Regions from separate parts of the Homo sapiens genome. Here region 2 is linked to region 1. The links are chromatin loops, found by intact Hi-C in ENCODE. Cell type or tissue: OCI-LY7. All regions are shown on one strand. Each heading gives the region's core, and the rest is flanking DNA. Links, peaks and the distances in the headings are about the cores only.

Region 1 (15,996 bases), core at 4,492-12,491:
CAACCTTTGAATCCCAAGTCTTCCCTCTGTCGGAGTCTACCCAAATGAGAAGGAACCAGAAAAACAATTCTGGCAATATGACAAAACAAAGTTCTTTAACACCCCCAGAAGATCATACCAGCTCACGAGCAATGGATCCAAACCAAGACAAAATCTCTGAATTGCCTCAAAAAGAATACAAAAAGTTGATCATTAAGCTAATCAAGGAGGCACCAGAGAAAGGTGAAGTCCAACTTAAAGAAATCAAAAACATGATACAGGATATGAAAGAAAAGTTCTTAAGTGAAATAGATAGCATAGATAAAAAAAACAATTGCAACTTCTGGAAATCAAGGATACACTTAGAGAAATGCAAAAAGCACTGAAGAGTCTCAGCAATGGAATTGAACAAAGAGAAGAAAAAACTAAGGGCTCAAAGACAAGGCTTTTGAATTAACTGAATCAGTCAAAGACAAAGACAAAAGAATTTTTAAAAATGAACAAAGCCTCCAAGAAGTCTGAGACTAGTTCAATGTCCAAACCTAAGAATACTTGGTGTTCCCAAGGACGAAGAGAAATCTAAAAGTTTGGAAAACATATTTGAGGGAATAATCAAGAAAATCTTTCTTGGCCTTGCTAGAGATCTAGACATCCAAATATAAGAAGCTCAAAGAACACTTGGGAAATTCATTGCAAAAAGGTCATTGCCTAGGCACATAGTCATCTAAAATCAAGGCAAAGGAAAGACTCTTAAGAGCTGGTGAGGCGAAACTATCAGGTAACCTACAAAGGAAAACCTAAAAAATTAACGGAATATTTCTCAGCAGAAAGCCTACAAGGTAGAAAGTATTGGGGTCCTATTTTTAGCCTCAATAAACAAAACAATAATCAGCCAAGAATTTTGTATCCAGTGAAACTAAGTTTCATAAATGAAAGAAAGATATAGTCTTTTCCAGACAAACAAATGCTGAGAGAATTCACCACTACAAAGCCAGCACTACAAGAACTACTATTAAAATGAGCTCTAAATATTGAAACAGATCCTTGAAATACACCAAAATAGAATCTCCTTAAAGCATAAATCTCATAGGACCTATATTATAATAACACAATGGAAAAAATCACAATGTATTCAGGTAATAAATAGCACAACAAATAAAATAGTACCTCACATCTCAATACTACCATTGAATGTAAATAGTCTAAATGCTTCACTTAAAAGACACAGAATGGCAGAATGAATAAGAATTCACCAACCAAGTTTCTGCTGTCTTCAGGAGACTCACCTAACACATAATGACACACGTAAACTTAAGGTAAAGGGGTGGCGGGGAAAGATATTCCATGCAAATGGACACCAAAAACAAGCAGGTATAGCTATTCTTATATCAGACCAAACAAACTTTAAAGCAAAAGTAATTTAAAAACACAAAGAGTGACATTATATAATGATAAAAGGACTAGTCTGAATGGAAAATACCACAATTCCAAATATATACACACCTGACACTGGAGCTTCCAAATTTATGAAACAACTACTACTAGACCTAAAAAATGAGATAGACAGCAATACAATAATAGTGGGGGCTTCAATACTCCACTGGCAGCACTAGACAGCTCATCAAAACAGAAGGTCAACGAAGAAACAATGGACTTAAATTCTACTCCACAACAAATGGACTTAACAGATATTTACAGAACATTCTACCCAATAACCACAGAATATACATTTTATTCATCAGCACATGGGACATTCTCCAAGATAGACCATATGATAGGCCAAAAATAAGTCTCAGTAAATTTAAGAAAATTGAAATTATATCAAGTACACTTTCAGACCACAGAGGGATAAAATTGGACATCAACACCAAAAGGAACCCTGAAAATCATGTAAATACATGGAAATTAAATAACCTGCTCCTGAATGATCATTCAGTCAACAATGAAATCAAGATGGAAATTTAAAAAGTATTTGAACTGAATGACAATAGTAACACAACCTATCAAAACCTCTGGGATACAGCAAAGGCAGTGCTAAGAGGAAAACTCATAGCATTAAATGCCTACATCAAAAAGTCTGAAAGAACATAAATAGGCAATCTAAGGTCATACCTCATGGAACTAGAGAAACAAGCACAATCCAAACCCAAACCCAGCAGAAGAAAAGAAATAATGAGTATTAGAGCAGAACTAAATGAAATTGAAACAAAAAACAATACAAAAGATAAATGAAACAAAAAGCTGGTTCTTTGGAAAGATATGGTAGACCTTTAGTGAGATTAACTGATAAAAGAAGAGAGAAGATACAAATAAGCTCAATTAGAAAGGAAATGGGAGATATTACAACTAATACCACAGAAATACAAAAGATCATTCAAGTCTTCTATGAACATCTTTACATGCATAAACTAGGAAACCTAGAGGAGATGGATACATTCCTGGAAATGCACAACCCTCCTAGATTAAACCAGGAAGATACAGAATCTCTGAACAGACCAATAACAAGCAGCAAGATTAACATGGTAATAAAAAATTGCCAACAAAAAAAGTCCAGTACCAGACAGATTCACAGCTGAATTCTATTGTTTAAAGTAGAATTGGTATCAATACTATTGAGACTATTCCAAAAGATAGAGAAAGAAGGAATCCTCCTTAATTCATTCTATGAAGCCAGTATCTCCCTAATACCAAAGCAAGGGAAGGACATAACAAAATAAGAAAACTACAAACCAATATCCCTGATAAACTTAGATGCAGGAATCCTCAACAAAAGACTAGCAAACCAAATCCAATAGCATATTAGAAAGATAATCCACCATGATCCCTGGTTTCATTCCAGGGATGCATGGATGGTTTAACATACATAAGTCAATAAATGTGATACACCATATAAATAGAAGTAAAAACAAAAATCACATGATCATCTCAATAGATGTAGAAAAAGCAGCCTCCCTTTATAATTAAAACCCTAGGCATAATTGGCATAGAAGGGACATACCTTAAAGTAATGCCTATGATAAACTCAAATCCAACATTCTACTGAATGGGGAAATGTTGAAAGCATTCCCCCAAGAACTAGAACAGGACAAGGATGCCCACTTTCACCACTTCTATTCAACATAGTACTGGAAGTCCTAGCCAGAGCAATCAGACAAGAGAAAGAAATAAAGGGCATCCAAGTCAGTAAAGAGGAAGTCAAACTGTCACTGTTTGCTGATGATATAATCACATACCTGGAAAACTCTAAAGACTCATCAAAAAAGCTCCTAGAATGGGTAAATGAATTCAGCAAAGTTTCAGGATACAAAATTAGTTAATGTACACAAATCAGTAGCTCTGCAATAAACCAACAGCGACCAACCTGATAACCAAATTAAGAACTCAACCCCTTTCACAATAAATGCAAAAAAATAAAATAAAATACTTAGGAATATTCCTAACCAAGGACATGAAAGACCTCTACAAGGAAAACTACAAAACACTGCTGAAAGGAATCATAGATGACACAAACAAATGGAAACACATCCCATGCTCATGGATGGGTAGAATTAATATTGTGAAAATGACCATATGCCAAAAGCAATCTACAAATTCAATGTAATTCCCATCAAAATACCACCATCATTCTTCACAAAATTAGAGAAAAAAAGCCTAAAATTCATATGGAACCAAAAAAGAGCCCACATAGCAAAAGCAAGACTAAGCAAAAAGAATAAATCTGGAGGCATCGCATTACCCAACTTCAAACTGTACTATAAGGCCATAGTCACCAAAACCACATGGTATTGGTATAGAAATAGGCACATAGACCAATGGAACAGAGCAGAAAACCCAGCAGTAAACTCAAATACTTACAGCCACCTGATCTTCGACAAAGCAAACAAAAACATATAGTGTTAAAAGGACACCCTATCCAACAAATGGTACTGGGATAGTTGGCAAGCCACATGTAGGAGAATGAAACTTGATCTTCATCTCTTACCTTATACAAAAACCAACTCAAGATGGATCAAAGACTTAAATCTAAGACCTGAAACCATACAAATTCTGGAAGATAACAGAAAAACTCTTCTACACATTGGCTTAGGCAAATGTGTAGAAGAGTTTATGACCAAGAGCCAAAAGCAACTGCAACAAAAACAAATAGATGAGACTTAATTAAACTAAAAAGCTTCTGCACAGCAAAAGAAATAATCAGCAGAGTTAACAGACAACCCACAGAGTGGGAGAAAATTTTCCCCATCTATACACCCGACAAAGGACTAATATCCAGAATCTACAAAGAACTCAAACAAATCAGCAAGGAAAGAACAAACAATCCCATCAAAAAGTGAGCTAAGGACACGAATAGACAATTCTCAAGAGAAGATATACAAACGGCCAACAAGCATATGGAAAAATGCTCAACATCACTAATTATCAGGGAAATGCAAATTAAAACCACAATGCAATACCACCTCACTCCTGCAAGAAAGTCCATAATTTTAAAAAATCAAAAAATAATAGATGCTGGCATAGACGAGGTGAAAAGGGAACATTTTTACACTGTTGGTAGGAATGTAAACTAATACAACCACTATGGAAAACAGTGTGGAGCTTTTTTAAAGAACTAAAAGTAGATCTACTGCTTGATCCAGCAATCACACTACCAAGTATCTACCAACAGGAAAAGAAGTCATTATACAGAAAAAGATGCTTGCACACACATGTTTATAGCAGCACAATTTGCAATTGCAAAAATATGGAACCAGTCAAAATGCCCATAAACCAATGAGTGGATAAAGGAAATGTGATACACACACCATGGAATATGGAATACTACTCAGCTATAAAATGGAACAAAGTAAAGGCATTTGAAGCAATCTGGATGAAATTGGAGACTATTATTCTAAGTGAAGTAACTCGGATGGAAAACCAAACATCGTGTGTTCTCACTCATATGTGGAAGCTAAGCTATGAGGATGCAAAGGCATAACAATGATACATTGGACTTTGGGGACTGAGGGGAAAGGGTGGGAGGTGGCAAGGGATAAAAGACTACACATTGGGTACAGTGCACACTGCTTGGGTGATGGGTGCACCAAAATCTCAGAAATCACTACTAAAGAACTTATTCATGTAACCAAATACCACCTGTTCCCCAAAAACCTATTGAAATAAAAAATAAGTTTTTAAAAAAGAAGTCAAGAAGAGAAAGTTTTTAAAATCGTATGCATTCTTGTAATGCCTTTCAACTCAACAATTCAATAGAATAATTCTGTCGGGTGACTTTGCCCTGAACTGTTCTCTTTGGCAGTGATGTAGCTCTACCACTTCATGCTGTTGGTGAAAACCTTGTTTTTATCCCATCTACCCTGAATCCTACTGGCAATGCACATAAAGAAATGATGGAAAAAAAAATAGTGGGTGGTATCAACCACCCTGGCTTAATGGGTGTTTTCAGTTGGTAGGTTTCTCAGTGGCATTCTAGTTTGGTTTTTTTTTTTTCCCTGAAAACAACAGATTTCATGCTCTTCCTTCTCTAACGCTTAACAGTGAGGCTTCCCTAGCATTTGGAGTATGTCCCTTTACACCCTGCTCAAGGCCTTGGGAGCCCACCCCTTGCATTGGTGTGGCCTGGATGTGAGACATGGAGTCAAAGGAGATTATTTTAGAGCTTTAAAATTTAATGACTGCCCTGCTGGGTTCCGGAATTGCACAGGGCCTGTAGACCCTATCTGTTGGCTGATATCTCCCTTTTGAAAAGGGAATATTTACTCAATGCCTACACACACATTATATCTTGGAAGTAACTAACTTGTTTTTTATTTTACAGGCTTATATGCAGAAGGGACTTGCCTCATCTCAGGTGAGACTTTGGACAGTAAATTTTTGAGTTAATGCTGAAATGAGTTAAGACTTTGGGGGACTGTTGAGAATGGATGATAGTATTTTGCAATGTGAGAAGCACATGAGATTTGGGAGGGGCCAGGGGCACAATGATATGGTTTGGATTTGTGTCCCCACCCAAATCTCATGTTGAATTGTAATCCCCACTGTTGAAGGAGGGGCCTGGTGGGAGGTGATTGGATCATGGGGGTGAGTTTCCCTCTCAGTGCTGCTCTCATGATAGTGAGTGAGTGCTCAGAGATTTGGTTGTTTAAAAGTGTGTGGCACCTCCCCATTCTCTCTCTCTCTTTTTCTCTTGCTCCTGCCATGTAAGACGAGCTTGCTCCTCCTTTGCCTTCTGCTATGACTGAAAGTTTCCTGAGGCCTCCCCAGCCATGCTTCCTGCATAGCCTGTGGAACTGTGATCCAATTATAAATTTCTTTTATTTATAAATTACCCAATCTCAAGTATTTCTTTATAGTAGTGTGAGAATCAACTAATACATGCCCTTTGTCACCTTGCATTAAATTTATAAGTGTGGAAGTGTCTTGGTTAATCTTCAGATACTTGAAGAGTTCTCTAGGAATGTTACCTCCAGCAGATATCTTAGTACCCAGCACATGCAGGTAGTCAATAAATATTATCTTGAATGAAGCTAAAGATGGCATTTCATTTCTTCCAAATAGGTATACTTCCTCCAATATATAGACTGTGTTATAGTATAATTGACAAGTATAGGGACAAAGAGGACCTCTTCAGGGAAATATCTGTTCACAAGTGGGAAGAACTGGCGAAGACTTCACATGGTGATTGTATGTGCCAATCCTGGAATATTGTTCATCGATTTATAAGTTTTCTTCTTCCAACATGTTTGACTGGAAGGAACATCTTACTGAGATTGGGAGACCTGATAGGACACCTTATTAGTTCTCCTGGGATTATAGAAGTTCATTCCAGAGCCACAGTTCTGAACGTCAAAAATTAACATTCCTGCTGGAGTGCCCTTCACATTAAGGGGTGATAGCCAGAGGCAGAATGAGAGCTCACGTCACAACTGACTGGGGCACACAATAATTAATAGAAACAAGTGGATGTGGGGTGGGGTAGGGTGGTGGGATTGAACCACAGAATGCTTTTATTTTATGTGCCATACAATCTGATGAGCTTGCTTTCACACACTTTGAGCTGCTGAGAATAACTGGGGAGGTGAGACCTGCAGACTGAGTCCAGTCTGGGAATGGGCAACCTGCAGGCACATAGTGGCCAAGAAGGGCTGTGTTCAAAGTGGCAGGAGGGAGTTCAAGAAAGCAAAACCCAGAACCACCATGGGGAAGGAGACTTTTGCTGTGACTTAATCAGATCTAATGGGAAACAACTTGGATTTCTTTTACAGTTAAACATGAAAGCAAGAAGTGAGCTCCTTGTCTCACACCCAAACTACATTACTGACTGTGCTTTTGACACTCGTGTCCCTCAAATTCCTCATCTTTGTCTTTTCCTTTCCTCCCTATTTTACATATGAAATGAGCGAGTACTAATCACATTAAATATTTCAGCAGCACTGTTGAAGTGACATTTATCTTGGCAGACATGAGCCAGTTATAGGGATTATTTTTAAAAATCTGGAAGGACTGCCTTTCCTGTGGTGCAATTCAGCAGACAGGGGCTGAGTGCCCGCTGCCCACAGGATGTGCAATAAAGCTGGGGAAACAGTGCAGCACACACGGGGGCAACCGTTCCCTCTGATGGTCGCGGAGCTCACACCCGGGGGAGGTCTTACCCCTGCAGCAAGGGCACGGCTGGATTTTAGGAATATGGCTCTCTTAGCGTGGGATTCTCGGGCTGTGGAGATTCCAGTGGGTGGAAGGCCAGGCCCATCTCACGGTTTAGGGTCCAGGAAGCCCAGGTTCCATACCATGGAAAGGCAGCCCCCGGCTTGGGCTGGTCGTGGGCTTTCTCACCTCCTTCTGAGTTCAGCTGGGCTGAGGAGGGCTGAGCTGCCAGGAGCTGGAGTAGCCAATGAAGACAACAAGCAAATGTAAGTACCAGTGAAGCTCTCATCTCCCGCTGTGACCGTGTGTGCTAGAGGCTGACCAGGAAGGCAGCTGCTGGTGGGGCAGGTGGACCAGCAAAGGCGTGGGGGGTGCCTTACTACTAAGGGAGCCTGGAACAAGAGGCTTCTGCAGTTTTAGGGACCCCTGGCAAGAGAAGGGCTGGGGAGGAGAAAGTGCTAGGCGTGGACAATAACTGATGCCTGAGGAAGAGTGGGAGAAAGGATTCCCCTCCCCCAGTAAGGAGATCTCAGCAGAAAAATCTGAGCCTGGCCTCTGCTGAAGGCCCCAGATAGAGGCTCCAGATGGAGGCACCTGGGCTAGGAGCCAGCTCTGCATAGAAGCACAGCCCTCTGGGGTAGGGGGTGGGCAGGGGCCAAGATCCTTGGCTGTAGCTGCCTCCAGAGCCTCCACACACTGGCTGAACCAAGCATGGCCTGGGGAGGGCCACCCCCAGAGCCTTGGAATTGCCTGTGGCCCGGCCTGGAAGATCACAGAGGGGATTTAGCCAGCAGCCAATGGCTCCTTTATAGTGGCTAGAGTGGATATGATTATATTCCCAAAAGTAAAGAAGTTAAATTAGTAAAGTTAACATTGATGTGAAATATGAATGTTCAGAATACAATATTTTTTGTTTTTGAGGATAGTGGACCAAATTCAGTGTATGTGAATAGGTATGCATACATATCCAATTATACATATGTTATAAATATTAATATTGTCTATGATATAGTATATTTATAATATATAAATATGATATGTAATATATAAGATTTATAACCCATATTTTTCTAGAAAACATATATTTATAATATATAATATATTAATATAGAGTACATATTTATATTGTATATAAATATATAAACAATATGAATATATATTTATATTATATAATATATAGTATACATAATATGTATATGTATGCATACCTACTCACATACACTGAATTTGGTCTGAATACACTGAATATTTACCAATATTTTATATATAAGATACATATTTTGCAGGCTATAGATACATATAGACTGCAAAAATACTATTGCAGTCTATACTAAATACTATAGATATAGAGAGACTGCAAAAATACTATAGCTCTAATACTATAGATATGTCTATACTAAATACTATGTATATATTTATATACATATGGATTGTAAAAACACTATTGAAAAAGAACCCTTGCCTCTGACTCTTGTTTCCTTTCCCTTTTTCCTACTACCTGCCCCACACTCAACCTTGAGTAACTCACAAGTCACAAGTGTTGCAAAAACGGTTCTCCATGGTAACTTCCTGACAGTTATCAGGTTGGGATTAAGCCAGAACAATATCTACACGTTCCAACCACGGGTATAGCTGATGGTGAAGATGAAACCTGCTCCCTGGATGAAACCTGCTCCCTCAATGAAACCACAAGGACACCTGCTGCTCACTTCACCACGTGCCCTGCTTCTGCTCAGAGCGTCACTTGGTCTTCAGGTGCTCCCCAAGGGACATCTCCAGGGAAGGCTTTCAAACTTTGTTTGAGTCATAGAAACCATTTCCTTTTGATGCTATGAAATAAAAGTATGGGGACCTGAAAGAGGAAATAGCTGAAGACATAATTAAGTTCTTCTCAGAGGATATGCTATCTAAGCTGAGGCCTAAAGGTTGAGTAGGCATCAAGGAGGCAAACAGTGGGAGGGAAATAACTGGAGGTTTAGGGAACCTTGTGTCACTGACATATTAAATTTTACACAATGGCCTCACCATGGAACTACCCCCCAAATAAACATACTCAACACTTCCAGCACCCCAAGACCATGGAGGTGTCCCTCCCAGAACTTTCCCACTCCAAAAGTATTCTCAGCCTTTTGTCCCATAGATTTCCTTTACTTGTTTTTCTTAAAATTAACATAAATTGATTATGCAGTATGCACACTTTTTTGGCTGACTCTTGTCACTCAATATTGTGACTGCACGTGGAGCAGTGGTTTCTTTTTTGACTTCGCTGTATCAAATTGCACTGTGTGAATATACCCCAATTTATCCACTCTGTTTTTGATGGACTTTTGAGTTGTTTCCAGGTTTTAGCTTTTATGAATAATGCTGCTGTGGACATTCATTTGCATGTCTTTTGCACATATGTTTCCATTTCTTTTGGGTTTGTACCTATGATTCAGGTGTTGCTGGGCATGTGCAGGTCGAGCTTTGCAAGATGTTGCCGAAAAAACTGAGTGGTGAAAGTTCCTGCAGAAATTCACTCCCACCACCAGTATCTGAGAGAAGTTCTGGTTTCTCCACACCCTCGACAGTACTTGGTATTGTCTTACTGATTTCTTTTTAATGTTTGCCTTTTAAGGAGGAGTGTTATATCAAAACAATATGGTATATCATATTGTTGGTTTATATTCCATTTCCCTAATGAATTTTTAAACATTTAATGGTTATTTAATGTCCCCCTTTATAAAATGACAGTTCAATACTTGTGTTCATATTTTAATTGTGTTATTTTTCTTTCACTTATACATTTATTTATTTTTTTCTCCTTAGTAGCCAGCACTGTGTTTTTTAAAAAAGTTTTTTATTTCTGTAGGTTTCTGGGGAACAGGTGGTATTTGGTTACATGAGTAAGTTCTTTAATACTAATTTGTGAGATTCTTGGTACACCCATCACCCAAGCAGCATACACTGAACCCAATTTGTAGTCTTTTATCCCTCACTCCCTTCCCATCCTTTCCCCTTCAGTCCCCAAAACCCATTGTGTCATTCTTATGCCTTTGCATCCTCATAGCTTAGCTCCTAATTATGAACAAGAACATACGATGTCTGGTTTTCCATTCCTGAGTTACTACACTTAGAATAATAGCCTCCAATCCCATCCAGGTTGTTGTGAATGCCATTAATTCATTCCTTTTTATGGCTGAGTAGTATTCCACAGTTTCTTTATCCACTTGTTGATGGATGGGCATTTGGGCTGGTTCCACATTTTTTGCAATTACAATTGTGCTACTATAAACATGTGTGTGCAAGTATCTTTTTCATATAATGACTTCTTTTTCTCTCAGTAGATACCCAGTAGCGGGATTGCTGGATCAAATGGTAGTTCTACTTTTAGTTCTTTAAGGAATCTCCACACTGTTTTCCATAGTGGTTTCACTAGTTTAGACTCCCACCAGCAGGGTAAAAGTATTCCCTTTTCACTGCATCCATGCCAACATCTATTATTTTTTAATTTTTTGATTACGGCCATTCTTACAGGAGTAAGGTGGTATTGCATTGTGGTTTTGATTTACATTTCCCTGATCATTAGTGATGTTGAGCATTTTTTTCATTTTTTTTGGCCATTTGTATACATTTTTAGGATGCCTTTATAAACTCTGGATATGAGTCTTGCAAAGATCTCTCACACCATGGCTTTGTTTTGTACTCTCTCTATAGTGTCATTTGGTGAATAAAATTTCATACTATTAATTTAGTACAGCTGGATGTGGTGGCCCATGCCTGTAATCCCAGCCTTTTGGGAGGCCAAGGCAGGCAGATCACGAGGTCAGGAGTTCGAGACCAGCCTGGCCAATATGGTCAGAGACGGGTGAAACCCCGTCTCTACTAAAAAAATGCAAAAATTAGCTGGGTGTGGTGGCGCATGCCTGTAGTCCCAGCTACTTGGGAGGCTGAGGCAGGAGAATTGCTGGAACCCAGGAGGCAGAAGTTGCAGTGAACCGAGATGGTGCCACTGCACTCCAACCTGGGTGACAAAGCAAGACTCCATCTCAAAAAAAGAAAAAAAGAAAAAAAAATTTAGTACAACTTATTGATCCTTTATGTAATGGTTAGTCCTTTTAGTGTCATGTTTGAGAAGTGCTGCCTGCCCCAAGAACATGAAGATATTTCTCTGTAATATTTTTTAAGCTTTATTGTTTTATCTTTCATAGTTGGTCTTTGATCCACATGTGATTCATTTTCCTATAAGGTTTGATTTGAAGGTCAGATTTCATTTCTTTACCCATAGATATCCAATTGATTCATACAGTTTATTGAAAAGACTGGTCTTTCCTTGTTTCAAGTTGTTAAAGAATGAACAATAAAGTGAACTTACTAAAATAGAAGAAGAAAATAATAAAGATAAGAATACAAATTAATGAGAGGTAGAATCACAAAGGCATAGTTGATTCTTTTTAGAAGAAGAATAAATTAAATTTCTGGCAAGAATAATCAAGGGGAAAAAGAAGGATACACAAAAACCAATACAGGAATGAAAAAAGTGGTGAATGTACACGACCTGCACCTGTTAAAATGATGAAGACAAAGTACATGTATAAACTTAAAATACATTTGCAATTTAACAACAGAAAGTACATCTAACTTTGATATCAAATGCTGAGAAGGATACAGCAAAAAGTGAAATTACAGGTTTAAAGAAAACCTAAATAGTGATGGATTAGAAGACTCAATAGAGTATATCAACCCTCCCTAAATTAATCTAAGATTTTCATGCAATTTCAACTAGAATCTAAAGTGTATATTTTGTTATGTATTCATTCAGCTAAAATTTTCATTGGGATTGTATAAATTTTAGAGATCAGTTTAAAGAGAATTAACATCTTAACAATATTAAATTTTCTAATTCATGTACATAACTTACATTTCTTCTTATTTAAGTCTTTAATTTCTCTCAGCAAGATATTTTGGAGATTTAAGTATACAATTCTTACATACAGTTTGTTAAATAAAATGAAATACATGATGCCATTTAAAGTAGTATAGAAAGATATATCACGTACTTCATTTTATTTTCTAGATGTAACTCAAAGAATTTGAAAAGTCGAATTAACAACAAAATTCCCCAAACCTAGTTAGTGAAGGAATTCTGTCATATCTGAGAGAAATTGTAAATAATTTTCTTTTGTTTTATCAAAAGAAAACCCTACAAAATTATTTCATCCAATCTATAATTATTATCATTATTTCTATATTATTGCTATTTAGAAAAAAATGTCAGAGGCTAAAACTGAAAGTGGTATAGTTTGTTAGCAAGTAACTGGCAAAAGTATTATAACTTCCTTATGAAAATTAGATCTATAAAATTGAACTTCATGGAAATAATGGCCATAAACAATAATTCTCAGTGCTAGAAGCTAAGTTTCATGTGTACAACAAGCTATTGGCGGACCAAATCATCAATATAAAATTTTCATAAATTAAAATTTACCCCAATACAAACAATTTTAGTAAAAAATGCATCCAGTTTTTAAAAAGACAACCTATAATTGAAAAATGTATAAATTGTTGAGCTGCGCTACATACAAATTTGATCAAGGTTTAAGGAAGTAAGCTTTAGAAAGTACTTTATCCATCAGTGTTCTTTAGTGTTGGTGTGAACTTGATAAGAATGTTTTATCTTAACCACAAAGTCCATGTAGTCTTCAGATTGAAACACTGGGTTGAAATGTCTCATAATCCTCCACACATTCTGCCATTGCTAAGTCCTAGTAAAGGAGCTCTGCTTTCAAGCAAGAGACGAAGGAGAAGAGAACCACCTGGCCCTGCTCTGCACTCAGACTCAAACAAGGAGCAAGAGAATTCATAATGATGGTTAAATGCATGCAGGAAAAAGAGAGAAAATCAGAGAAAAAGGGCACAAATCAGTCAGTTCCTGGAGGAGGTCTGAAACGAGCCGGCACAGGACGTATGATTAATGGCCCCATCAACAACCTCTAGCCAAGCCTAGGAACTACGCTCTGAGAGGACCTCCTGGGGACTGGGGCACTGGCCATTACTGCCACATGGACAGCAGCTTCCTCAGTTAATTTAATGTTCACAGGAGCTCCTGATCCCTGCTGATGTTCATTAGCTATTCTGGGGCAAAAACATGAAGGGGTCGGCAGTGTATTCACAAAGCAGGTAGAAACTGTGTCTTGGAGTTAGAAAATCGCTGCATGCAAAATACCATGGCCCTAAATTCAGAAGAGACTCACGGGAGGTGACACTGAAATGAGCTGCATTTCTAAAACCCACACTCTATTCTACAGAAACAACCAACAGGTTGAGTTCTCCAAGGTCACACAGCCAATTAATAGGACACCCAGAAGAAAACAGGCTACAGGACCAGTCTGGAAGTTTCCCTTGCCAACCATGGATCTCAGGATCCTGCAGCAGTGCGGGAGTTCCTGCACCAACTATGCTTTTTAAAAAAGTAAATAAATAAATAAAAATAGCATACATGAACCTACATACACATACTTTCTCTAACTCACGTATATTCTGTTTTTCAAAAATGTAGATGCTACAATGATTAGCAAAATACAAAACCATTTCAAAGTGTCACAGGATTCGCATCTGTTATCATACTTCCTCAATTAGTGTTTATTAAAAGTACAACCATCTCAGCTGGGCTCACGCCTGTAATCCCAGCACTTTGGGAGGCCGAAGCAGGTGGATCACCTGAGGTCAGGAGTTCAAGACCAGCCTTGCCAACATGGTGAAATCCCCTCTCTACTAAAAATAAAAAAAAATTAGCTGGGCGTGGTGGCAGACACCTGTAATCCCAACTACTCGGGAGGCTGAGGCAGGAGAATCACTTGAACTCGGGAGGCAGTGATTGCAGCGAGCTGAGATCACGCCATTGCATTCCAACCTGAGCAACAACAGCGAAACTCTGTCTTAAAAAAAAAAAAAAAAAGTACAACTATCTCATATGAACTCCCCCAAAATGATATCGCAGAAGAAGTTTTACTGAAAATGTCCAGGAGCTACTACCCTGCATTCCAAATGCTTACTCACTTCTAACTTTCCATTCTAAAAGAAATGAGAGAAAGCAAGGTGAAATGCAAGAATGTTCGAGACTCCCTTCCTTCTCCAGTCTAAGATAATTAGAATATCTTCACGGATTTTGTTCAGTTGCCCATCTGTATGGTAAACAGTGAACACCCCACATTTCTTCCTGAAATGTAGCAATTGCTGTACCGACTTGTTACTCCCGGTGGAGTATTGTACCTGTGGATTACCATGTAAATGAGCACACAGATGTGCAGAAGAAAACAATCACTCTACTAAGGAGGAAATCTGGAACTCCAAACCATTCACATCTTTTTTCAGATTACAAATGACTTTGAAGACATCTTTAAAATAGAACAAATGGAAGAGCACTGTCACAGATGTTTTAATTATTTATCATTTAGAATCTATTTTCTTCTAGTATCGACAGAGGATTACATGTGTCCGAATACAATCTTCTACAAGCAACGTTTAGCCCAGTTGCATCAGAAGGCCCATGAGCTGCACAGTCTTAAATTGGTGGACATTGAATTCCATCTGAGACCACCCCGGCCGGGGTTATGATTGGGGAGATAACATTTAAATCAGCCGAGAACTACAACCTGAGGATCTACTATGTTTCTTAAATAGAATGTATAAGTGTTCTGAAATAGGAGCCATGTAGACAAAGCCTGCCTACTTGGATCAATTTGTTCATATTGATGAACAGCGTTGAGCTATTAGATGAACTAATAATTATTTAAAATCACAAGTTGTCTATAGAATCCATTGTTTCAACTCTGGCCCTATACAAGTGCAAATTGTACTTTGTAAAATTCAAATGCAAGGCTTTATATTTACTTTAAGGTATCACAGGTCAAGTTCACCAGGGGATCAGACTTAGAGAAAGATATGTGCCTGCATGGTTTGAGGAAAACACCTGTGAGGGGTAAGGGAAGCAGGACTGTGCGGAGGAAGAAGATGATAGAATTATGCATCCTCACAGCAGCCTCAGCAGATCCCACCAGGAGTTTGGGAGCTGGCATAGACCTTTAACAGGGGTCCCTCTGTTTACAAACCCCATGACCCTCAGAACGTGCTCCTGCCACGAGACTTGTTGGCAGCTGAATAAAAGACCAAGTGCAGGCCAAGCGCAGACTACAAGAGCTACCAATAATTGTCAACATAATGATGATAAGAATAGGTCTCTTTTATTGAGAATTTACATGTGTCAGGTCCCAAACAGGGTACACTCTGGTCGTTTACTCCATATAACCATTCAATGAGTATATTCCCAGAACTGTTACAACAAAGGTCCACGAACTGGGTGGTTTAAAGTAATAGATGTTTATTCTCTCACAACTC
Region 2 (15,996 bases), core at 2,960-10,959, 58 kb after region 1:
TGCAGATGCCTTTGAAAATAAACTGTGGCAGAAGTGGCACTGTGTGCCTCTGAGGCCAGGTCAGGAAAGGCGATGTATTCGACTGGACACTCCTGTCTCTCCCTGTCTCTTTGGCTCTCTCTCTCTGTCAGGGAAGGTGGCTTTGAAGCCCTGAGCCACCTCCTAGGGAATCCATCCCTGCTGTGCTGCAGAGACCACATGGAGAGACCACTGATGGCCAAAGAGCCCAGCTTGGGGATGTCCCTCACCCAGGCACCACCCATGCAAGCAAAGAAGCTTTTGGGATGACTTCCTCACAGTGATTGTCTGGCTCTAATTTCATGGAAGACTCTGAGCCAGAATGTCACAGCCAAACTACTCCTGAATTTCTGATCACAGAAGCGGGGAGAGACAATAAATGGTCATTGTTGTTTTAAGCTACAAAGTTTTGGGGCACTTTGTCACCCAAGAATAGGTAACAAATACAAAGCAGATGCACACACTCCTTTCTGCTTTATGATTTGTCTGACTGGGGATGTGAAACAATAAAAAATATATTTATATTCATACATAGGTCTCCAACTCTGGTTCCTGGCACTGAGCTTTTAAAACCCTTGGAATTTTCTTAAGCAATAGGGGAGTTAGGAACATCTTTGTTGTAATATTTGGTCTTTGACTCTGGCTCCTGACACAGAGTTCCTAAGACCTTTGTAATTTCCTGGGTGACAGGAGCATCTTTTTTTTCTAGTGAGGCAACTCTTGGTGGGCTTCTGGATGGCAGCGGGTCACCAGAAATACCAACCCATGATTAGAAGCTTGGGACTTTCAGCCACAACTCCCATTCTCCAGTGAGGGAAAGGAGCTGGAAATGGAGTTAGTAAGGCATCATGTCCTTGTGATGCAGCCTCCATTAAAATCTCAAAACTATGGAGTTTGGAGAGATTGCAGATTGACGAAGACATAGGGGTACCTAGAGGGCAGCACATTCAGAGGGACATGGGAGCCGTGCACCCCTTCCCACAAACTCTGCCCTGTGCCTTTCTTCCATCCAACTGTTCATCTGTATCCTTTTTTTGTCTAGTAAACTGGTTAATGTTAGCATTTCCCAAGTTCTGTAAGCTGTCCTATCAAATTATCCAAGGAGGGGGTCATGGAGACCCTGATTTATAGCTGGTTGGTCATAATCATAGGACACAATCTGGTACTTGTTATTGGTGTCTGAAGTGGAAGCAGTCTTTTAGGACTGAGCCCTTAACCTGTGGGGTTTGTGGGAACTCTGGTTAGTGTCAGAGTTGAATTGAATTGTAGGACACCCAGTGGGTGTCCACTGGAGAATTACTTGGTGTGGAGAAAAAAAACCCACCCCACCAGAAGTGATCTGTGTTAAGAGTATAGCAGGAGGAAACAGCCAGTTGTTTTGTTTTTTCCTACTATTCAGGGAAACTCTGTGAAGACTTCCATCTTTCAAGTTCCATCTTTCCCCAGCAACCATCGGATTCACGGAAGAAGATCATCTCCACAAAACCAGTGCATGACTGGACAATAAGAACTAAAGCAACATAAATACCCTGCATGGGGGTCCAATGACAAACATGCACCTGGACAACCCACTGCTGGCACACAAGGGAGGGCAAACTCACGCTCACCATGAGGAGAGGTCAAAGAACCACGTCCCCTGGGAGCCCACATGAAGGCAAGGTCTCTAGGGGAGGATGAGGGACAGAGGCAGCTGGGGAGGTGACACTGTCCTCACACTGCTACTCTGATTGTTCAGAAGCCACTGGTGTGTTTTCTTTAGTTTTTAATTATGTAGTTTATTATTATTTTTTTGTTTTCCTTCTTATCTTTTCTCTCATTTAGCTCCTTGTTGACCCTTAGCAGAGAAAACATTTCAAAGATTAATGAGAAAACATCAGGTTGGTTTGCCTGTTACTGACAGTCACCATGAAGGGTTGTGGAGGAGGAAGGCTCAGTCATGGTCAGAAACAGCCTGAGTTTTATTCATGTATTTTTACATCCAGTGTGGCTGTGACACAACACTGAGCACGCTTGAAAAGAAAACTTGCTTCTCTTTCATTAAACCTCACAAATATTTTGCAAACCAGTAGCAAGAGTGGCTGTTCCCATTTTTCAGCTAAAAGTTGTGGAATAGGGAGTGACTCAGTGCTCCTGATTTGCCACAACACAATTCTCCCCCACTGGAAAAGCAAGTCCTTGACGTGTACCTGAGATCACAGTGAACCCAGCAAACCATCACCTGTTACCTGCTATTCCTTAGTACAGACACAGTGCTTGTGGAGGGTCAGTTAATAATGTAATTTACCCTTCTACTTAGTAGTGAAAAGGTCATGCTGTGTGACATGCTCTGGGGTCCCTGAGAGAGACATGAAAATAAATTTCTATGATCTGCAGGCCCCGAAGAGAGAGCAGATGCAAGGAGACACCTACACAAAGCTCTGACCGGCGGAGCGAGACCACTCATGAAACAGCTGAGCCGGAAGTGAAAGAGCCCAGCGCCCACCACAAAGAAGCTGCTATCCTATCTTTTGAATAGAATGGACCCAGTCATCTTAGGTGGTTTTGAACTGTCAAAAAATAAATAGAGGAAAAGATCAAGCACTCACTTTTGTGTCTCCCCTGCTAATGAGACACCAATAAAATGAGAGCAAAATGATTACCAGAGACAGAGACTAAGAACAGAAAAGAACAAAAGAGAATAACAGAGGAATAAACTCATAATGGCAAAGAGAAAAAGAAGAGTTCATTGACAAATGAGAGATTTCAACAAATTCCAGGAAGCTTAAAAAGTGATAAAACAAAATAAAACATTACAGCCAAAATTTCACTGAAAAAGCATAGAGCAGAGGATAAGAAAAATAACTGCAATAATAATAATGATTGGAGGACCGTGATATCAGGTAATGTGCACCGAGTGAGGATTGGGTGTCCAGCCCAGTGATTAATAATAATAATTGGAGCACCATGATATCAGGTAACATGCACCGAGTGAGGATCAGGTGTCCAGCCCAGTGATAAACCCTCGACTCACATTCTCACATCGAGGCTCACAACAACCTGAGATCAGTGCTATCATCATTTCCACTTGCAGTTGAGGAGGCTGAGGCGCCGAGAGGTTACGTGACTTGCCCAAGAGGTTACGTGACTTGCCCAAGATCCTAAGGCTGATAAGTGTGGAAGTCAGGATGGGTACCCAGGAGACCTGGCTTCAAATTTCACACCATGCCCTGGAAGGGGAAGATAAATTGTTGTGCACAGAACCTAAGAGAAGCTCTAGACCCATAGATGGCAGATAGTGGGTGGAGGTGGAAGAGGAGCCAAAAACAGGGTGGGAGGATGGAGGTACTGAAAGTCTATTTTGGTGAACACAGAGCTCCAACATCTCAGACTTTTCTCCAGGAAAAATAAATCGATTATATGGGTGGAAGGCAAGAAAGAAGGATGGAGAGATGGATGGATGGATGGATGGATGGATGGATGGTCAGGCAAATGGTTAGATGGACAAGTGGATGGATAGACAGATGTAGTAAACCTTTTCCCAAAAGCCAGCCACCCACTCATTGACACTTAGGTAAGTCCTGTCCAGCAACAGGCCTCCTCTATATACCCAAGACTCTCCAGGGGTTCCATATTCAGGAGTTAGCTCTCCACTCACAACAGCAGAGGAAACCTACACCCAATTTCTAGATATATTAACCCACCCAGCCATTCTTAAAATGATTAGACTGCAGGATCAGGCAGCATGTGAAGAAAACCATCAGAATGAAAGAAATGGGACACGTAAGAGAAACTGATAATTCAACCGACCTTTGAGAGAGGTGTGGGGGATGTGATATCTCGGGGAAGATCAAAACAAAACAAAACAAAACAAAAGACCTTGATGAAACTCTTCAAAGTGATTTGACAAATTACTGCATCCAGCAAACATATCATCATGGCTGGCTCCTTCCCTTCCTTCAGATCTACATCCCAAAGTCACCATATCAGCAAGGCCTTTCCTGTCTGCACTTTATAAAATAACAACCCTTCCCCAATCTCCCGTCAGTCCTGCCTTTCCCGAGCCACCTTACCTGCATCTTGTCCCCATAGAACTCAGCACTACATGGTGACATACCAAGTATTGATTTACTTGTTCATTTGCTATGGGTCAGCCCACAGATGACATCTCAGCTCCACGACAGCAGTGGATTTGCTCCTTAGTAGAGCTCTAGGGCTTAAAACAGTGTCTGGCATATAGTAGGTTATAAGTCAGTAAGTGAAAAACCAATGATTTCTTTTTTAAAAGAAGAATAGTTTGCAATGAAAAGAGAACAGAGACTAAGAACTCTTGGAAGTAAAACATATGTTTTCCTAAATTAAATAATTTAATAGGCCAGGCACGGTGCCTCATGCCTGTAATCCCAGCACTTTGGGAGGCCAAGGCAGATGGATCGCCTGAGGTCAGAAGTTCAAGACCAGCCTAGCCAAGATGGTGAAACCCCATCTCTACTAAAAATACAAAAATTAGCCGGGCATGGTGGTGCACACCTGTAATCCCAGCTACTCCAGAGGCTGAGGCAGGAGAATTGCTTGAACCTGGGGGGCAGAAGTTGCGGTGAGCTGAGATCGCACCATTTCACTCCAGCCTCGGCGAAAGAGCGAAGCTCCGTCTCGTGGGGGCGGTGGGGGAAAGAATTTAATAGAAGGTTGGGAAATTTCCCAGAACAGGGAGCAAAAGGACAAACAGAAGAAAAGTACAAGAGACATCAAGGACTTCAACATTCAACTGATTCCGGAAAGAGAAAAACAGGAAAACCAAGAGGCAAAAACTCAAAGAAAAATGGCTAGCTCTGTTGCACAGCTAAGAACTCATCTTCCGGGCTGGCTGGCTCCTGCTCGCCACTTCAGATCCATTCTCTACCCTTCTCCACTCCACTCAACGCCCCGGGAGTCAGGCTCACATGGACCTCGACTCTGCCCTCTGGCTTCCAGCTGGGCTTAGCCAATGGGCAGCAGCTGCTACAGAAGGGGAGAAGACAGAGATCAGAGATCAGGGTTCTTCCTGCAGCCTCTCCCTGCAGGCTTGCAGCTGGCAGGCTGAGCCCCTCTCCAGGCTTCCTCAGAGTGGCTTCTCTATGGTCTGGGGTGTTAATGGAGCTTGGTTATCATACCGCAGGGTCCTGCACTATCCTCTCTGGTCTCCCACTTCTGCCTACACTTTGCAAATTTAAATATCTTTCAACATGAAGTTCTGAGATACATATAGATTTTTAAAAGGATTTAAATATACACAATAAAAATTACTTTAAAAATATTAATCATACGAATGTTAAAAAAGTCAATACTCAAGGATAATCGTCAAAGACTTCTTATCATAACGCAACTGTGGAGTTGATTCAAATGATTATCATCAGTGTGGCAGTGTTAAGAATATGCATATAACCATATGCCATACAAATGTTAACATAAATAAATTCTTTACAAATTATCCTATGTTGAGTAGACATCTGTTTTCTGCTGAGACCATAACTGATAAATCAAAAGCCTAAAGGAATCTACTAAGCAGCATAAAAATGAATGAATAAAAAATAGTTCATTTAAGACATCTTGTACAATTTTAGCACACCAAGAATCCAGAGAGTCTAACAGCTGCTAGAGAAAGAGAGCAGATTTCCTATAAAGCATACTAATGAGACCAGCATCAGACTTCTCAGCAACAACTCCTGATATTTTCCTTTGAGTCTAGAATTCTAAATCCAATCAACTTACCAACTCAGCTTCAAAGAAAATAAATATAGATTCAGAAATGCAAAAACTCAAAAAGTGTCCATGCTTTTTCTTAGAAAGTTATTTGAGGATTTACTCCAGTCAAAGAAGGATAATATCAGGAAAGAGAAAGACAGCAAGTTCAAGAAGAATGACTCTAATCTCATGAGGAAACTGCAGAACAAAAGTGCTACAGTTAATCTAGAAAGCTACCCATCTAAACTAGAAGCGCAGTGATTGTGCTTACAGTAGGTCTTTCAGAAAAACAGAATAGATGATATCAGAGACACAGTGTAAAAGTGACATTCTCTTTTGACAAGAATAAAAAAGATAACTAGAAAATATATAAAAATAAAGAACCTGTACAATAAAATCAAGCTCAAAATAGGTAGCAAATAAAAATGAAACACAATTATGAGGAACTGAATAAAATAAGAAAATAAAATTCAGTTGCTATTGATGCTAGAAACATTCTCCACCTAGTAACCAGGGTCATGCCAGAGTCATGACCCAGGACCTGTAAAGAAGGAAACATAAGATTAGCATAACACCTGATTCCGCAGGGCATGAGCTTTCAAAGTCATAATAGTGTATGCTCTGTAAAGATTTTCAACTTCTTATACTAACTGATAAAAATAAAAAGTAATTTCAAAGTAGACTATAAATGTTATCAGCCTTGACAATGTGAAAATAAAGAACCAATAAAAACTGGGCGAAGAGAGAAGATTAGGCACAATATTATGGAAATTGGACATCAAGAGATGCTTTTAAAAGTTAATAAATTTGGTTTTTAAAAAGTTTTTAGGGCACTGAAACTATTCTGTGTAATACTATAATGGTGCAACATGCTATTATGCATTTGAAAATAAAAACATAGAATATATAACACAAAGAGTGAACTGTAAGGCAAATTTAGACTTTAATTAATAATAATATATCAGTATTGGCTTATTGATTGTAACAAATGTACCAAGGCAAGATGTTCATCACAGGGAAAACAGTGGGCATGGGAAGGGAGTACATGGGAATTCAGCATTTTCTGCTCAGTTTTTCTGGGCCTAAAATTGCTCTAAAAATAATGTCTATTTAATTATCAATGTGGACTTTGAGAAATGTCACATTTTGACCAGGATTTTGAAAAGAATTTGGATGTGTTCCCTAAGTAACTCATGTACAGGTCACGGGTCCAATCACACAATAAGATTTCTAATGAAAAACCAGCCTCCCGTGGACCCTCCTGACAGGCAATTCTGCTTCCTAGAGGATTCACCTTAGTTCTCCTAAGCTACCGCCCTCTCTAAATGAAAGGCTTCACATAGCTATTGTTTGACTTACTAACTTCAGAAACAACTTACCGACTCCCTTCTACAAAAAATGAGCTTTTGGTTCCCTCATTCCCCTTTACTCAGCTCAATTTTGAATTGTTTTATATTAGTTTTTAAATTGCTATATACTACTTTTGGTTCTCAACTATCTTTTCTTTTTTTAATTAAACAGCCTCCAGGCCCTCCTGTTTCGGCCTCTCAGCGCCTTCCTCTCCCAGATCCCCTTTCCTCCACACCCCACCTTGGCTCCCCACACAGTCATCCTTCAGGTTGGGCCAGTTTTCTAGGATTCCCTGAATATAGCATGCACATTGCTACTTCCTTCAGTGCCCCCAGGAGAAAACTCACTCCTGTCCTTCCCCTTTCCAGGTCCTGAACGCCTGCGGCCCACACAGGTGCTGGAGCAGGTGATTCCGCAAACCTCAGGCACCTGAGAGGCCGCTCCCTCCCTGCTCAGTGAAAATGAGTTTCGCCTGCTGTAGCTAGGCAATGAAGAATTAACTAGTTGAGCAAACACATTAGAAAAGATTAGATCTTTCATTTTTATGTTGGTCAAGTGCGTCTTTTACAGCCCATATTTATGTTTAAGTTTAATCCTATGTTAATTTATTAAGTAAATGTGTATTTTCTGTTTTACTTACAGGCTTTGACCCTAATTTCTGTGACTTTTATAGCCATACATTGATGTTATTTAGATGTTATTAAATAAAGTTCCTACAATTTCTTTAAGTATTTTTAGATGGCAAGCTGAGAAAGCATGCAGTATCTAAGAGGAGAAGAAATGGAAGGAAAAAGAGAGGCAGGCCAATGTGGAGAACGTGGCTTGGTTTGGAGGTTGTATTGGAAGCAGACAAGTGTTGTGTGAGAAAGGCTGCAGAGTGACTCTGAAGATGCCAGATGTCAGCCTGGTAATTTTCCCCATTTGTGGAAGCTGAAGGATTCTGAGGGGTACCTGGTTGTACTTCTTTTTATTTTTATTTTTTTTTTTGAGACAGAGTCTCACTCTGTCACCCAGTCTGGAGTGTGGTGGCACAATCTTGGCTCACTGCAGCCTCCGCCTCCTGGATTCAAGTGATTCTCCTGCCTCAGCCTCCCGAGTAGCTGGACTACAGGTGCATGCCACCACATCCAGCTAATTTTTGTATTTTTAGTAGAGAAAACATTTCACCATGTTGGCCAGGTGGTCTCGAACACCTGACCTTAAGTGATCCTCCATCCTCGGCCCCCCAAAATGTTTGGATTACTGGCGTAAGCCACTGCGCCCAGCCTCCAGTTGTACTTCTGACAGCAAGAATGTTGACAACTATCACTCCCTCCGAGGGTGTCTCATGCACAGCTCCGAGAGGGCGAGGCACGGTCCTGACAGTTCACACACCATTGCCTCCAGTGCTTTTAATCAGTGCTAAGAAGTCTCCTGCAAAATTGGCACTAATTACATATCCTGAAGAAACAGGTATTTGGTTTAATGCAGCCCTGCACCAGTGCAGCTATAAGGAAGTGTTGCTTCCTCCTGCTCAGAGAGAACACCTGTCTGTCTTCTGGGTCAAGCAAAGCTGGGGTCATGAAGGATCCAACACAGGAGGCGGTCAATGCAGGGAGGGCTGCAGCCAACCTGTGAGAAGCAAGAGGGTAAACCGCCAACTGCAATGCTGCATCGTGGGGCTGTTCTCATGACCCCTCGCCCCTGTCCCCCTCGGCCCCTCTCAAAATAGGTCCAGCTTCTCCCCAGACACCAGAACCAAATCCGGTGCATGAGAGAGCCAGCACCCCTATGGCAGGGTCTTCCTGCTGATGCAGCTCCTGTCACTGTCTCTTCTGGTTCCCTCTCACCTTGACCCTCCGTTACTGGAAAGGGGTCCAGATCCAGACCCTAAGAGAGGGTTCTTGCATCTCATGCAAGAAAGAATTCAGAGCAAGTCCACAGGGTAAAGTGAAAGCAAGATTATTAGCAAGAGAAGAGAAGTGAAAGCAAGTTTATAAGCAAGAGAAGTAAAGAAACAAAAGAATGGCTACTTCATAGATAGAGCAGGTCATTCCCAAAAGCAAGAGGAGGAATGAGTCCAACTTAGGTGCAATGCTTGTTTAGATGTAACATAACTGATATGGTTTGGCTCTCTGTGCCCTCCCAAATCTCATGTTGCATTGTAATCTCCAATGTTGGGGGAGGGACCTGGTGGGAGGTGATTGGATAACAGGGGTTGATTTCCCCTTTGCTCTTCTGGTGATAATGAGTGAGTTCTCGTGAGATCTGGTTGTTTAAAAGTGTGCGGCACTTCCCCCTTCACTCTCTCTCCTGTTCTGCTGTAGTAAGATATGCCTGCTTCCCCTTCACCTTCCACCATGACTGTAAGTTTCCCGAGGCCTCCCAGTCATGATTCCTGTACAGCCTGAGAAACTGTGAGTCAATTAAGCCACTTTTCTTCGTGAATTACCCAGTCTCAGATAGTTCTTTATAGCAGTGTGAGAATGGACTGATGCAATTACAAAACAAAACAGCATGGGGAGGTGTGCTGTGTGGCAAGGGCTCGTGACAAATGATTGTTAATCTTTTTGTAACTACTATCTTCCATGAGAATCTATATCATTATTCTTAAAGCAGAACTTATTCTTAAATTAAGAATGACTTTGCCCCTAAGATATCAGGACATCAGGCCATTTCCTGAGTCTGTTAAGTCCTGGGTCTGCTCAGCAAACATTATTAACCTGTTCCCTTAACCGTAAACATCCTGTGACTAGGAATGTCTAACCTCCTGGGAATGCAGCCCAGGAGGTCTCAGCCTCATTTTACCCAGCCCTTATTCAAGATGGGGGTCATTGTGGTTCAAATGCCTTTGACATCTCAGCTCCAGATACTGTTTTACCTTTTTTTACCCCTTCACCTCGTGTCCCAGATACTTACTTCCTGGTTCTTACGTCAGTGGCCGGAACACCTGCTGACTCTGCTTCACAGATGCCCTACATCACCCCCGACCATGCCCTTGGAAGCTCTTGGTTCCCCCTTTCCCTCCCTGGAGGCATCCTAGGGGCCAATAGGATAATGAGGCTCCACCTAGCGCTATTCTGCAGACCCAGCACCAGGAGCGCCAAATGGGAGGCAGGGCTGCTAACTCGACTTGGAACCTTGCAAGTTATTGTTCCACATCACCAAAAAGTGGGACTAACAGAGGCATCTTCCAACTTATTTCCCATTTCAATCGCATTCCCCAGTTGATCTTATTGGCCATTGACCGATTGCTTAATTATTCAAGGGACTGAGTCTGACTGCATATGCTTACTGAGGGTAGAGGACAAACTCCTCACTGGGACTTTCAATGTCCCTTAAAATGGGACCCTTGTAAAAGACTGGTTACATCATGTTATGAACTGAATTAGGGCCCCTTCGCCAATGTTTATTTTGAACCCCCAACACATAGCACCTCAAAATGTAACTGTATTTAGAGATGGGGTCTTCAAAGAGGTAATTACGAGGCTCTAGTCCAATGGGACTGGTGCTGTAATGCGAGGACACTAAGACACACAGAAAACGCACCAAGGATGCTCAGCAGGGGAAAGCCTGCATGTAGAGGCAGCAAGAGGATGGCGGTCTGCAAGCCAACGAGAAGCCTTGCAGGAAGCCAACCCTGCTGACCCCTAGATCTCGGACTCCAGCCTCCAACGCTGTTTGAGTAAATACGTTTCCGTTGTTTAAGCCACCTGATGGTGGCATTTTGTTATAGCAGCCCTAGAAACCAACACACATCATTTCACCCACACACCAGCAAACCAGGCTGCCCATCATTTCCGGGTGACACTCAGGCTTCTCTGCTTTTCTTACGCTTTCTCAAACTGTTCTTTTACTTTTGGAGTGCCCTCCTTTCCACTGCCCTAGTAATGCTGCCTGGGAGAACCCTAGAGTCCCCAAGCCTGCCATGTCTTCATGTTCTCTGATGACCCTGTGGGGTACACTCACTCCCCTGCAGCCTGCCCACATGACCTGGGAGAACCTCCCACAGATGCAGCCCTGGAGCAAATGTATTTTATTCATTCGTTCAATAACTGGCTTTCACGGAGCCAGAACCTCAGGCTCTGTTCCGCGTCTTGGATGACAGTCACCAGTTCACTTAGTTTATGCCCCTTACTCTGTTCTACAGACAGCCTGTATCTCACACTCCTTTCTCCAGTGCCCTGCAGCCTTGGGCACTGTGCTCTGCCCCTGCCAGCATGCGTGTAGGGGACACGCATTGTCCAGGCCCCCTTCTAACCAAGAGCAGTTTCCCCCTTAGGGGCTCCTCCTCCTCCCACACTATAGGTTTTCATAGGAGTGGCCACAGTCTAGTTCATGGGGGCCTGCACCCCTGCTCCCAGCACCAATAAGCTACCACTTTGGGCTTCCTGATTCAGGACTAGGGTGGCACCAGGCTAGACTCTCTCAGTGCCTAAAACAGTAAGATGTGCAGCCCAGGCTGGTGCCCTCATTCACCACGAGAGGCAGAGGCAGCAGTCCTGAGAGAGGCGAAGGAGGAAGTGGAGATGGGGTTGGGGAGGACAGGAAGCAAAAGAAGCCAGAGAGAGACAAAAGCCGAGGGGAGGGTTGGAAGAGAGTCCAGAGAGGGATCCAGCGCTCGCAGCACCGTTTCCGGAGCTCCTACCTCATTTCTGCTTCTCTCAGTGCTCCATTTCTCCTGGGGTATCAGAGAGCCACCCCACCCATGCCAGGGCCCTCCAGTGATTCCCTTCGTATTGGGAGCCAGCCGTTTCTTTCACTTTTAACCCAACAACTCCTTTGCTACTTCAAGGCACTTAATATATTCTCTAAATTGAATTTAACTTTAGTTGCTTTTGAAGAAATGGAGTGAATTTCACAGTAACGACAGCAATTTCATTACCTTCCCAGACACACTTCTGCTCACCAGATGTCCCAGCGCATAGGGTCCACAGATGGGGGATCAAGGAAGGTCCAATCCATCAGTCATTTATATACAAACAGCGGCCCTAAATGCTTGGAAACCTGTGGATAAACTTGATTTTTGTGAAGAAATTCATTTGATTTGTGGCATCAAATTGTTCCACAGCAGCACCATTATGGATGATCCAAAGGTCATTTTTCAGCAGCTGAGGTTTGGAACTCACAGTGGAAGGAGTAGTGTCCACAAGAACACATTTGCTTGTCAGTCAATCTGGAAGAGGCTTCCTTTCCAACACCCCACGTTGCAAAGAGTGGGTAAGGTTAATGGGTTCACATCTGAAAAGTGGCTCAGAGCCCAGTGATGAAACGCAGTAAATAAAGATATGTTATTCTTCACGTTATGAATTGTTTAGAGGAAAGATGGATTCAGGAAACAATCCCTCCCCTAAGATTTTGAATGGTTTCACTAAAGCCACCCATGGATGGGGAGACTGTAGGGACAAGGATGTGAGGAAGGTGAGTGGAGGCGATCTCCACTGATGCAGTGGATGGAACAGTGGGCTGCCGCCCCTGCCTCTGGCCAGATGCCAGGCCATTAAGAGCAAAGAGTAAAGATTAATTCCTATGCTCGTGTTATAGCCACACATAAAATTTGGCCCAGTAACCACAGACCAGTGCCAAAATCTGTTTAGTTCATTTAAATTTTTGTATTTATTTTAATTAAGCACTAGCAGAATGCCATTTGCAGTGGCATATTGAATACCTTTGTAATTAACAATACCGAGCCAGAGAGATAGGCTTCCTCCGCATTCTTTTAATTAACTGAAATAGTTCAAGGACAGAATCAGCAATGATTTCTTTCTGGATGCAGAATGTGGGGGCTAGGGAATATGCCCTTCATTAGAAAAAGGTGTAATTTTTCAAAATTCTAAGATCTATCAGAATATATTTCCATTTTTATAAACATTATCAGAAGGAAGAAAGCTTAGCAAATGTAATGCATTCAGTATTTTGAGTTACAACAGAAACTTTATGCAGTAGAGAAGTAAGGCAGAAGTTCTGATATGCTGGAATGGAATGAATAATAGTAATGATTCCATCCCCTATGAGTCACACGGGTCCTGGCAGCCACTTGAAATCCAAAATTCTGGTCCCGACTTTATCCTCAAGGCTTCCTATAAGCAGGCAGGATGCTTTTTATAATCTCCAGCCCTCTTTCCTTTGTGTTGTCATTGTTCCTTTTTCTTTAACACCTCCTAAAACCTTCCAACATTTGAATTGTTTAAGGGAAATATGTTTTTTTCTCTTGATCTGTTGAACTGGAATTAATCTCCCTGCATATGTCAGATGCTGTTTCTGCTTCTGTTAGAAGGAGCAGGCATCCTTCTCCTGGGTGAAAATCAGCTCTCATGGAAATCAATGTGGGTGAAAATCAGCTCTCATGGAAATCGATGTGGCTGAAGGGGAGATTCAAGGGCAGGAAAGCAAAAGGAAGACTCAGCTCCAAGGGGCCTGGTGAGGAGGCTCAACTTCAGGCCCATTCTAGGCTTATTCTGGAGTCCAGAGTGAGGATCAATCAATTTGGAGTGCTAACGCTACTTCTCCACTGGGTTGGAAACATTAGCACATCTTCAGCACCACCGGTGTGTGTGCAGCAGTGAGGACTACACTTGTGCAACTGTTCCTGTTGCACAAGAAACAGCAATGGCCCCTGCCTTTCCCTCAGAGAATAGAACCCACTCACCAGCCCCTATCCACCCTAGCCCACCCCAGTGCCACCACATCACCATTTCTCACTGAAAGATGGTAGATACGATATCATTGAATATCCTCAGCTGCTAGTGCACACAAAGAAAGCAACCCGTTCTTTTGCCAAATGCATCCTCCCTTGAAAAACTAGAGAAGCACACACTTGTTCTTGCTTACTGTGAGAGGAGCCATCATGAGCATGTAGGAGTGTGGAGTGTTTTGATTCATGCTGTCTGTGCTACATATAAACTCCTGAGATTCAGCAAAATTTCTTTTTTCATTTGCTGAGTTGAACAACCTGGTCTCTTTCTCCCTTTTATGCACCACCACTCTGAACTGAATTTTCACAGATGCAAACTGCCAAGTGAAATCCCTTCAATATTAAATTCCACAACCATCATAAAAAGGCGAATCATTTGCCGCTCAAAGGAAATGAGATATATTTTAAATTGAATATCCTCATGAATATGCTAACAAGTCCTGAACAGTTTAATAATAATAACAGACCTTGTCTTCATGTGGCCTCTTTCCCCTAGTGAAGACTGACAGCACTTACTAGAGGGGGCAGGGAGCTTGGAAGAACACAATCACTCTATTTTATAAGTGAGACCAGGAAAACCATCTCTCCATGTAAACTAGGCTGCAGGCACCCCCAATGTGTTCATTCTGCCCTCAAAATAACAGGACCTAGGAATCCTTTCACCCTTTGGCAAGCTCTTCCATGGGGCTCTTCCTTGGACCTTGATATAGTTTGGCTGTGTCCCCACCCAAATCTCATCTTGAATTGTAACTCCCACAATTCCCACGTGTCATGGGAGGAATCTGGTGGGAGGTAATTGAATCACGGGGGCAGGTCTTTTTCATGCTGTTCTCATGATAGTGAATAAGTCTCATGAGATCTGATGGTTTTATAAGGGGGAGTCTCCCTGCACAAGCTCCCTCTTTGCCTGCTGCCATCCATGTAAGATGTGACTTGCTCCACCTTGCCTTTCACCATGATTGTGAGGCCTTCCCAGCCATGTGTAACTGTAAGTCCATTAAACCTCTTCCTTTCATAAATTGTCTTTAGTCTCAGGTATGTCTTTAACTGCAGCATGAAAACAGACTAATACAGACTTTATCCCAATTATCACAGCTCTGGGAGTAGCCTGTGTGCCAGGATCACCTCAGGTGTGAAGATGGCAGAGATGAGGCACTCATCCCCTTCCCTTGCCAAAGATGGGACTGGGTCTCGTCTCAGCTTAGAAGCCAGGGTAGAGGTTCCTCTGGATGGCTCCCAGGGCAGACGTCTCTGGCCTCCTCTCGGTGGCCAACTGTATCTGCTTCTGTTTGAAGGAGCAGGCATCCTTCTCCTGGGTGAAAATCAGCTCTCATGGAAATGGATATGGCTGAAGGGGAGATTCAAGGGCAGGAAAGCGAAAGGAAGACTCAAGTCCAAAGAAGGGCCTTGCTGGGGGCCCTGTGAGGGGGCTCAACTTCAGGCCCATTCTAGGCTTATCCTGAGCAGCCTCCCCATGTGACCTTATAGCAGTGAGGACCCACACTGGAGGCTGGAGATTAGAAACAGACCCCCAAGGGATGGCTCTACAGGGCCCTCAAAGCTCCCAGGAACCATCCTTGATTGTATTCCAGGATACGGGGTACAGTGTCTCTTAAATGGAAAAGTGTGCATTAATGAATGAATGAATGAATGAATGAATGAATACACATCTGTCTGGATGGATGCTCTGGAAGCTTCTTTGTAGCAAATTTCCTCATTGAGGCTCAAGCAAGTCCTCAGCTTCTGTTTGCATCTTGTGGACGCAACTCCTTTATCCAGTAAAGACTGACAGCACTCTGTCACTGCCACTGGGAAAACCCAGCTGACCCTGGCTGGCTTCGGCACGTAGAATCTGTTGGACTTCCGCTCTGTGAACTACATCCAACCTCCTTCCAAAGGAAGGGTGCTCCCGCCTCTGTCTTGGCCTGAGAAGAAGGTCCAGTCTCTTTCCTTAGCATCTTCGGGCTGGTAGAAACCCTGCAGCTCAAAGAGAGGAGGCAGCATTCTCAAACAAGCTCCCAGTAAATTCCTGTGGTGGTAATTTGGCAGCAGATCAACTTACTTTTCATTTCAGTAAAAAAAAAGAAAACCAACTGACAAAGGCAATGGCAGTCTGACCTGTAAGTTTGTTTGTCAAGTCTTTCAATGGGTACAGTTTGTAAAGGATCATGGGGAGATCATGTAACGTAGAGCTAGAGGGAGCAAAAGAGAGAGACAGAGATGATTGCAGCCATGCACACGGAGCCATCCAAGTC

What was found. Peaks named below come from ENCODE experiments on the same cell type or tissue, not always from the same donor. Only the 100,000 strongest peaks of a DNase experiment are listed, where the experiment ranks them.
Region 2: a loop joins it to region 1, with 8 times the contacts of the local background. A loop is called at or near these places in 2 of 110 quality-filtered maps.

The regions. Positions count from the first base shown.
Region 1 is chr5:6,126,813-6,142,808 of GRCh38, forward strand. No RefSeq gene overlaps it. Among named protein-coding and RNA genes, the nearest start is that of LINC02145, 200 kb to the right of the region's middle. In OCI-LY7, for the core only: no CTCF peak of the experiment used is centred there; a DNase peak (open chromatin) is centred at 9,379; H3K4me3 peaks cover 846 bases.
Region 2 is chr5:6,186,079-6,202,074 of GRCh38, forward strand. No RefSeq gene overlaps it. Among named protein-coding and RNA genes, the nearest start is that of LINC02145, 140 kb to the right of the region's middle. In OCI-LY7, for the core only: no CTCF peak of the experiment used is centred there; DNase peaks (open chromatin) are centred at 8,573, 8,963 and 9,253; H3K4me3 peaks cover 1,730 bases; H3K27ac peaks cover 2,237 bases.